Linked DNA regions of Homo sapiens: regions 2 and 3 are each linked to region 1. The links are chromatin contacts, found by Hi-C or POLR2A ChIA-PET in ENCODE. All regions are on one chromosome and are shown on one strand. Each heading gives the region's core, a stretch centred on a gene start or an enhancer-like site at or near the end of the contact. The rest is flanking DNA. Distances are from core to core; before and after follow the strand shown.

Region 1 (3,145 bases), core at 407-2,906:
TTAAATATTCTTCAGAGTAACTCATCCTTATCCACCTTTTGGGCTTCAGCCATCAGCGATTACCTCAATTCCCAAATGTATATTTTCAATTGCCAATGCATTTTTATGAGCTAAGGCTGCCTCTCTCTCCCTAGATGTACTGCAAGCAGATCCCATAAAGACTCATTATCTCTTCCATTCCCAACCTGCCCTCCTCTTGCTTTCAATGTTCAGTCAATGAAATTAACATTCATCCAGTGCTCTAAATGACAAATCTCAAAGTCCCCAAATGCATCTCACTGTCTTTGCCCCCTGTCCTGCAGGGTAAGAAGCTTTATCCATTACCAAATCCCCACCCCCGAACCTGCCTCTGAATCTTTTTTTTTTTTTAATTTATTTCTCCTAGAACAACTTACCCCACTTTGTCCCAAATCATTTTCATCCTTTGAAATTCAGAAAACTGATTAACTTCAATTAATTGCTTCTCTGAGTTCTACATAGCTTGGTGCTAGGTTGTGTTTTTTTAATGACCTGTCTAAACATGTCTTCCTCACTAGATTGTAAAATTCTTGAGGGCAGTTATTGGCTTTTGGTTATGGGGTCTAGCCGATGATTGACATTTTAAGCAATTTTTTTATATGAATGAATGAGTAAACGAGTAAACTGAGAAAGAAAATATTTTCAATTAAACCCTTTCAGAATTACTGTGGCAGAATCTGAGTGAAAATGACAATAACTCAGTTTAAAAACATGAACATCACGTAACCAACTTTGTAACATTCATTGTAACAATACATGCATGATTACAGAAGGCAGGTAATTGTTATTCCCCTAGGGAGATTTTTTTTTAAGCCTGCTCTGAAGATTTTGTTTTGTTTTTAAGACAGGGGCTTGTTCTGTTGCCCAGGCTAGAGTGCAGTGGCGCGATCTCCGATCATTGCAAGCTCCGCTTCCCCGGCTCAGGCTAACCTCCCTCCTCAGCCTCCCGAGTAGCTGGGATTACAGCGTAGCCATGCCAGACTGCCTGCAGAATTTGATTTTAAGCATTTCAGTTCTCAGTATAGACAGACAAATTTTTAAAGGGAGGGTATTATTTTAACTGCTTCTTTGCTCTTTTATCTTTTGTCCTGGGTGACAGGAACTAGATAAGCTATACCCCAGAGAAAGCGCCTGCAGCAGTACGGTGCCTGGGCCCTTGATAGTCCCTCAGCACATCATTTTCCTTTTTCCTACCTTATCTTCCTTTTATATTTGAAGGCTCGTGAATTTAGAGTACCTAACGGAAATTTTAGTTTTAGGATTTCAATTTGACCAAAACAACGCTGAGATTTTAATTGCCTCTATTAACCCATGGCTCTCAAACCCAAAGGAAAGAAACCACTGGAGGGGGTGGGGGAGAAAGGAGGCGGTGCAAAAACTGAAAAGAAAGGCGGAGAGGAAGCGGTAGAAGGAAGCTTTCTCTGTCGGGTTTGTCTTTTTTTAACCCCAGAAAGGCGTGACGTGCTAACTGCCGTCGCGGGTTAGAGTCCGCGGCCAAGCCCGCGCCCGCCCACAAAGTCCCCGCCCTCCCTCCGGCTTCCGCCCCGCCGTGCGCTGCAGGCCGCGGCCGCTGGGGGCGCCCCCGACCCCCGAGGCGCTGAGGCGGCGGTTCCTCGAGCCTCGCCTCTCCCGACTCCCAGACGGGCGGCAGCGGCGGCGGAGGCGGCGGCGGCGGCGGCGGCGAGCTGAGCACCAAAAGGGCGCTCACCTCCCCGGGCGAGCTGCAGCACGACCGCTCCCCGCGGGCGGTCGGGGTCCGCGCCGCAGCTGCCGCCGCGTTCCGGCCCAGGCTGCCGCGAGAGGCGGCGGCAGCGGCCCCGGCCGCGGCCGGCCTGCGGCGCCCCCCGGCCGCGCCCCCGCGCACAGCTCGCGGCCCCGGCCATGGGGCTGGGCTGATCCGGGGCTCGGCCAAGCTGAGGCGGCGGCGCCCGGCCGTGCGCCCAGCTTGCAGGCGCCTGGCTCTCACGATGATGAAGAAGAAGAAGTTTAAGTTTAAGGTGGACTTCGAGCTCGAGGAGCTCTCCTCAGTGCCCTTCGTCAATGGGGTCCTCTTCTGCAAGATGCGGCTGCTGGACGGCGGCAGCTTCACCGCCGAGTCCTCCAGGTAACTCGCCTCCCGCGCCGCCTCGCCCCTTTCTGCTTGGCCAGGGCTTGTTGGATGGGCAGCATCTCTCCTTGGCCCATTTGCTCGCCTTTCCCTAGGGACCGCTCTAAAATCAGTCGAATTTATTGATCTGCAAAGTGCTTTGCAAATGGGTTCTTCTCAGCTGGCCTTGGTTCCTGCGCTCCTGACTCCAGATGGTGCCTGGTATCTGCTCTTCCCTCCCAAATCCTCTAGGAATGGGAGCAATGGCCAGAGAGGGAGGATGCTTCTGTTTTCTCTTAAGACATTTCCATATTTGTGAAATGCAAAGTAGAACTTGAGCTGTTAAAAACTAAAATAACCCAAACTGCAGGAGTTCCAAGAGCCCAGCTCTGAACAGAAACCTGTGCTTAGCACAATTCCTTCTCCCTTGTAGATTACAAGGGGACTTGGCCACCCACTCTGAGGCTGGGGTAGGCCTGGCCAGGCTTGACTTGAGTCAAGTGCTCCTGGCAGACGAGACAACGGTCTGTGCCTCATCAGAGAGCGGCGTCTCCAGTTAGGCGCTAATGCTGGATGAATTAGTCTTGAAGTGGCCACTAGTAGGTCTCCTTGTGGGAGGGCTTAGAGCCAGATGGGGAGCCCAGGCCCTGCCCTCATTTTAAAATGAGCCCCTGGGCACTCCCAGAGAGAGGCATTAGCAGGTTACAGAATGAAGCTATTAAATAATAGGTGTGGCATTAATAATAGGTGTGGCAGTGTTTCTTGAGTAATTTCAGAGCTACTCACAGGTTGACAGATGTACCCTAAGGTGCTTTCTTTAAAATATATACATAGAGAGAGAAAACAATTTTTTAAATGAACTTTTGAGTTCCTGAGATCAAGAAGGGTTAAAAGTTAATGTTATTTTGCCCATATATACTGGTCTTAGGCTTTATTTCTGCCCTAAAAATATTCTACTTAAAAAAAATTCCGTCATCCCATTTATAGTATAAAGGAAATAATGTCACTGGATTGTGGAATTGGGGCTAGAAACTTGTCTTT
Region 2 (3,145 bases), core at 352-2,851, 650 kb after region 1:
CATTCTATAATTCAATTCGATTCTGATTCTGACACTAGCTACCTGGAGGTAGTGTCAGATTCCATGGGGTAAGGGCTTGATCCCACTAGACTGCTCCTCTTCAGATGCCAATTGCAAGTAGTAGATTTCACCTATACTTCTTAGCAGCTATAAACTGGGGCTCCCACTACCCCCTCCTTTGGTCTGATTAATTTGCTGAGAAGGCTCACAGACCTCAAGGAAACATTTACCAGTTTATTATAAAGGATAGTACAAAGGGTACAAATGAACAGCCAGATGAAGAGATGGATAGGGCAAGGTGTCAGGGGTGCAGAGCTTCCATAACCTTTCTGGGCAAGACACCCTCCTGGCATCTCCACATGTTCAACAACCCTGAAGCTCATCAACTCTTGTTGTTCGAGCGTTTATAGAGTTTGATGTCCAGCTCCTCCCCTCCCCCTTTCCTGGAGGTTGAAGGGTGGGGATGAAAGTTCCAATCCTCCAATCACTTGGTCTCTCTGGTGACTGGCCCCATCCTAAGGTTATCTAGGGCCCCCATCCTAAATCACCTCCTTATTATAAACTCAGGTGTTATCAAAGAGACCCATTACGTATAACCCAGGAAATTCAAGGGTTTTAGGGGCTGTGTCAGGAACCAGGGACAAAGCCCAAATATATTTCATATTATAAATAAATAATATGATAGTTAGCTATGTCACACCCTCATCTCAGGAGTCCATGACGGCGGTATAAGATCAAGAAGGTCTTAGCACATCTAGCTTCGAGAAGGCATTGGAAGTGAGGCTTTAAAGTTTCTGCAGAGTGGAAGGATTGGGGGTGGGGGTGGGGGAGGAGATCACCTGTTCCCAAATCCTTCAAATAATCTCTTGTTATCAGGGAGATTCTTTGATAACTTTGGCTTCACTCGGCAACTAGAATATTTCATTTAAAGGTCTGAACATTATAAAATCAAAGTATGATACAAACCGTTCTTCAAGACGCTTTCAAATTGACCCAAGACATGACCTCAACACCTTATACGGCGTTCAAATCTGCTTAATGTCCCTTTGGAAAAGTTTTCTCTCGTCTCTCTCTAAAAGACAACCGCACTTTCCCAAAGCTGTGCTCTTAAGAGTTGGTAAAGTGACAATTTGGTTTATCCAATAATCAGATTAATAAAGGTATACCATTTCTAAGGCACGAGAGCAGGAATCTTAAGCTGAGGTAGCCCTGGGACTAAATATGCCATCCTCTTGTATCAAGATGGAGAAGACGGCCGAGGTTCAGGGAAAGAGCCCAGTGGAAGAACCCAACCTAGTGAGAGGAAAACGGGCACCTGGTGAAGGCCCCGGCCTCTAAGCTAGGGATGAGGGGACAGGCCTCTGCCTAGCCTGAGACAGGAGTAGGAAACTGAGGCATTCACACTTTTATGTGGCGATCACAGTTCCTGCAGACTGTAGCAGAGCTGGGGAGCAGGAACCAGAGGTATAGTCCCACGCCCACCCACTCTCCCCTCCCCTCCCTCCGCGGCCCCGCCTCCAACCAGCCGCTTCCGGTCGCGGGGAGGGTCGCCTGCGGGCTCCAGCTGCGCCTGCGCAGGAAGGGCGGGTCAGCGCGCCGGCGCAGTGCGGCGGTCACAGGCTGAGTGCTGCGGCGCGATCCTTGCTTCCCTGAGCGTTGGCCCGGGAGGAAAGAAGATGGTGCTGGATCTGGATTTGTTTCGGGTGGATAAAGGAGGGGACCCAGCCCTCATCCGAGAGACGCAGGAGAAGCGCTTCAAGGACCCGGGACTAGTGGACCAGCTGGTGAAGGCAGACAGCGAGTGGCGACGATGTAAGTACCGGGACGGGCGGGTTACCTCCTTGATGCTAAACCCAATTTTCTCTCTCAAATCCAGCCACCGCTCCTGAGGCCACAGCTTCCACCCTTCGTCAGACCCCCTCCCAGGGTGCGGTGGCTCCGAGGTTCTCCCCATCCCCGAAAACACAGCCTGGTCGCCGGGGTCATCCCACTTTCTCCTCCACCCGGGCGGAGCGAGGTCCCTTCCACGCGTGCTCAGTGCCGTTCGCTGCCAGTGTGCGTACGCACGCGCATCGGGAGCTGTCAAGCCTTCCTGCCCCAGGGGTTGCCAGAACATGCCGGGGCGGGAGGTTGTGGGGTCTACGCGGCTTTCCTAACACGAATCTTTGGTCCCCCCCAGTCTTTTTCTCATCTTCAGCAAGGCCAGAGTGGTTTTCCTTTGTTTTGATAGGATCAAAGGCTTCTCCTGAGACTGCGTCACTTCTGCAACACAGTAGATTCATTCCTTCGGTATCGGAAGCATTTCGGGGCGTTGGAGGCCGCTCTTGGCCAAAATAAATGACCCTGAAGCTTTTCGGAAGGCCATCCCCCGACCTATGGGCATACCTTTAAGAATTAGAAAAGTCTTTTCCGTGGTAGATCAAACGCGAGGGGAGTGAGGAGGCGAGCAAAAGATTGTAATGACTGAAGCTGTTTAATTGTGATTTGTGGACGTTTTCCTTTAAAGACATTGGCAGAGTTGGGCTAGAACCTGGAACTGCCGGATCTTGGAGTCATATCGGGCATCTATCATGAAGCCGAATAAAACCATAGAACCATCTGCCCATAAATCTCTGCCTGTATTAACTGGAGTGGTCGCTGGTTGGGCGGATGCTGTCAAGTACTTGTGATTTGATTTGTCTGATGCAATAGGTCTGCAACCATCTGGGAGCTAGGTCGATGACAGTACACTGCAAAGGCAGCCACTATCCAAGAGTGTGATGGATTTCTATTAGGAAAATTGATTTTCTCCTGTTTATAAGGATCTTGGATGTCAAAAGAATATTTGTTTAACTTGAGTTTTGTGCTGATTCTATGTCTTAGGCCCTCTATTGTAGTAGTTTGTTTGATTGTGAGATTCCACACTTGACCTGAAGTTTCGAGTTGCAATGGAATTTAATTTTGCCACATTTTTTGTTTAGGATAAAACTAGCCTGAGCACTGTTCTACTGAATCTGAAGTCAGGAGTATCAGATTTTTGTGTCAGTCCAGCCCTTAGCCAGTGCTAAATGACTTTGAATGTGTTAGCTAGTCTTTTGGGTATAATGTCCACATCTGAGGGATTTGTCCCTTATCTGAAAAGTAGATAGGTGGTGAGTTCTTCAGG
Region 3 (3,145 bases), core at 233-2,732, 620 kb before region 1:
AAATAATTATATCCTTTAGAATAAGGATAAATTCTCTATTCTGTGAAATGGCTAGATGAAAATATTGCAAAACCCAAGACTTTCCTGGATGTCATCTATTAATATTACAACAAGAAACAGATGCACCTCTACTTAGAATCATAAACTCTTCTGCTGCTAAGAATCCTGAGACTTGTGATCTGGACCAAAACCCTTAGAACAGAGCAGAAGATATATTTTGCCACTCTTTTTCTTCCTGTGAAAACAGAAACAGAACAAAACAGGCTATGTGTATGTGTGTGTGCATCCTTCATATGTGGAATTGTTTTTTAAGCCATTTAACTAAGATGAGTATTAGCAACAATTACTTAAGAATTCCTAAATATTTCAGACAAAGATGTGTCTCCAGGAGGAACGGCTCCTATGAAAAGTATAGTTCTAACCAAAAAAGTATAGTTCTAACAAACACAGGTAGCTCTGTTAAAAACTGTACCCTTCTTACACATCAAAAGTCTCGAAAAGGAAACTCTTAGTTCCAAAAATAAGTTATGATGAAAACTTAACCACTGAAATTTTAATTATATGCTGTATTTAGCATTTTCAAATATCACATTCAGAAAATTTCAGACTGAACACACACTCTGGGGAATTTTGTGAATCACTGTGTTGTTATTAAGAGAAAAGCACATGCTAAACAAAATATAGCGGCACAGCGAGGCAAATGAGAGGAGACGTGCTACAAGAAACAAATTCTTGCACGACCAGGCTATCTGCAGCTTTGAGGAGAAGAGTTGGTAGTACATGAACCCATCACACACTAGTAACAATAGCCTCTAATTTCCCTCTATCACTTTTCTTCATAAAATATATTCACCTCCCACAGATTACGCGAACTGATGGGGCAAGTTTCCGGTTGGCAAACATTCATATCAGCCAATTTGCCAATGAGAACAATTGGCAGTGTTCTACTTTCAACATAAATTCCTAAGGTCTTCTCCATTTGGGGGCAATTACAGCTGTAAGATTACAGTTTCCTACAGTTCTCCAAAGCAAAGCAGTTGCTTCTAATTATTCCTTCATTTTAAAGCAATTAAGCCAAATGTTATTTGATTTCATTCAAGTGAATAAATATTGAGTTCTTCCTAAGATAAACCTCTAGAAAGCCAGAGTTTACACTGCCAGTCAGCAAATAAAATTCACAGTGATAAGGTATATCAAAGAAGTAAATATATAATTCTCCAGGAAGAAAGGAGCAGCAGCACCTACTGCACAGAGACCACAGGGTCTACTCTCTCCTACAGTGTTACGAGCACTGAAATGTTCAGTGGTTGGAGAAAATGAAAAGCCAGGTCTGACAAATACACAAATTTGGTCCTCAGTCCCTAAAATTAGAAATAAGTTTCCCCATCAGAATGAGGATGAACATTTCATTCACTCACTTACTCATTGCAGTTACAGAAATGAGTAAGAAACCATCCGTGACCTGAATAAGTTCACAGCAAGGTAGGCAGAGGCAAAGGGACAATAGGGTGCAGTGGTGTGCACCATGACAAAGGGGAAGTGCTAGGGAGGCACACAGGAGAGGCACCAAAAACAGACAGGCCAACCAAGGCCATTACCTATGCTGTATTTTGCAGAGAAATAGGAGTTAACCAGCAAAGGGAAAGGTGTTCCTATTACAATGACAAGGAGATGAAAGAAACCATGGTATATCAGGTGATGGTCTAATGGAAGGGAGATAAGGCTCTGAACTACACCGATGACAGAGGCACACAGACATCAAAGAGGTGAAAATACCCCATCAGTTGAAGAATTTTGCTTTTCAGTGTGTGAGAGATGAGGACACATTTATGCCCCTTTTGGAAACTTTACTGAAATTTTATGATTTGGGGAGAAAAGTAAACGTAGGACATTATTACAGTTCCTAGATTTGATGAACTAATAATTTTTAAAATGTGAATTGAGAAGGGAGAGGAGGGGCTCAAAAATATGAATTGATAGATAAAACATCCTGAAAATACACCCACAATTTTTTTTAGTACTTGGAAAATAAATCTGAAAATAATTTGAATAATCAACAATGACTTAATGCAACATGTAACACTTTTGAATAGTGGAAAACCTCTTACAAATTTGAGGAAAGTGCATTTAGCCAATGAAAAATTCTATATTTAATATATAAATTAGTTGTGCATAGTGTTAGAATTACAATATAACTAGATTAGAACCAAAAAGGTAAATCAGATTCTGGGTCTGATTTTTAGATTATAAACAAGAAATCTAAAATCAAACACTAACAGATTTGTCTTACCGAGTTTTTAAAGATATGACAATCTAGAGAAACAACAGTGACAGTAGACAAAAATTACTGCTGCCCTTTTATTAGCCTTAGTCGGCAACTTCTGTTTTTAATTGTTTTCATTCATTTGCTTAATTGAAACCAAAGCTGGCCAAGTGACTCAAGAATGAGTCACAGCTCCCCTCCTGGAGTAGCCACAAGCCTGACTGTGGCATACTGCATGCACTAAGCCTGAATTTCAAGTTGGAGAAGAATGCATGACAAAATGCCAAGGGCTGCTGACATTGCCAAAGAAGTTGTCAGGACCATAAGGATGTCCTGAGAGTAGAATTCCCTGCACTTCCTTTCCTGGTTGGAATTTATGCACTTATGCCTCATCGCAAACCACAGAAAAGATACACCTGTGTCACGCTGCTCCTTCCCCGACCGATCTTGTGATTTGATACACATCATTCCTTAAAAGGAAGGGACATCTGAGAGGGCACCCCTTTTACTTACTTCTCAATGCTGCCGGTCAGATTTCCAAAGACTACGGGAAATGGGAGGGCCAATGTGACTACTGAGATTGCCACACCTTACACACAGTCAGGCAAAGGATGCCTAGCAAGAGTGACAGTCTAAACATAACACCCTCCACCGCCACCCCAAAAAAACAGCTCCATCATTCACACCATAATCCTGTTTTAACAAATAATGCACATGTGACACAAAACCACAATATTTGGCGATCTGAAAAACATACCAAGAAATAATGTGTGATTATTTAAATTCAAAACACCACCATGACTATTGAGATGTTACTTCTTATAGAGGCAAGGATGAAACCCACGCATGACTAATTGGTCCCTTCCATGCTGACTGTGGAAT

Evidence for each region. Hi-C counts contacts between places; a loop is a spot of excess contacts on that map. ChIA-PET counts read pairs that join two places held with the same protein, here RNA polymerase II (POLR2A). Pooled maps may share reads with other maps.
Region 2: a pooled map shows a loop between it and region 1 (7-fold over the local background). The contact joins the promoter of SARS1 here to the promoter of EEIG2 in region 1. A Hi-C loop is called at or near these places in 6 of 50 pooled maps. POLR2A ChIA-PET finds 5 or more read pairs at or near these places in 2 of 52 experiments (CD4-positive, alpha-beta T cell and WTC11).
Region 3: a loop to region 1 is called in a pooled map, with 16 times the contacts of the local background. The contact joins the enhancer-like site here to the promoter of EEIG2 in region 1. A Hi-C loop is called at or near these places in 6 of 37 single-sample maps with no recorded cell type and 9 of 50 pooled maps.

The regions. Positions count from the first base shown.
Region 1 is chr1:108,558,444-108,561,588 of GRCh38, forward strand. It overlaps EEIG2 (EEIG family member 2), which reads left to right and starts at 1,657. Exons shown (of 11, transcript NM_001010883.3): 1 at 1,657-2,122. The coding sequence starts at 1,986. RefSeq lists a silencer at 1,318-1,857 and enhancers at 2,248-2,347, 2,811-2,860.
Region 2 is chr1:109,212,317-109,215,461 of GRCh38, forward strand. SARS1 (seryl-tRNA synthetase 1) reads left to right here and starts at 1,602. Exons shown (of 11, transcript NM_006513.4): 1 at 1,602-1,812. The coding sequence starts at 1,677. RefSeq lists a silencer at 1,396-1,615 and an enhancer at 1,666-2,025.
Region 3 is chr1:107,934,174-107,937,318 of GRCh38, forward strand. The region is part of intron 1 of VAV3 (vav guanine nucleotide exchange factor 3); the gene reads right to left. Among named protein-coding and RNA genes, the nearest start is that of VAV3-AS1, 29 kb to the right of the region's middle. RefSeq lists an enhancer at 2,103-2,639. Within about 2 kb of position 1,483, at least 15 of the 41 ENCODE cell types and tissues checked have a DNase peak (open chromatin) inside an H3K27ac peak, as active enhancers do.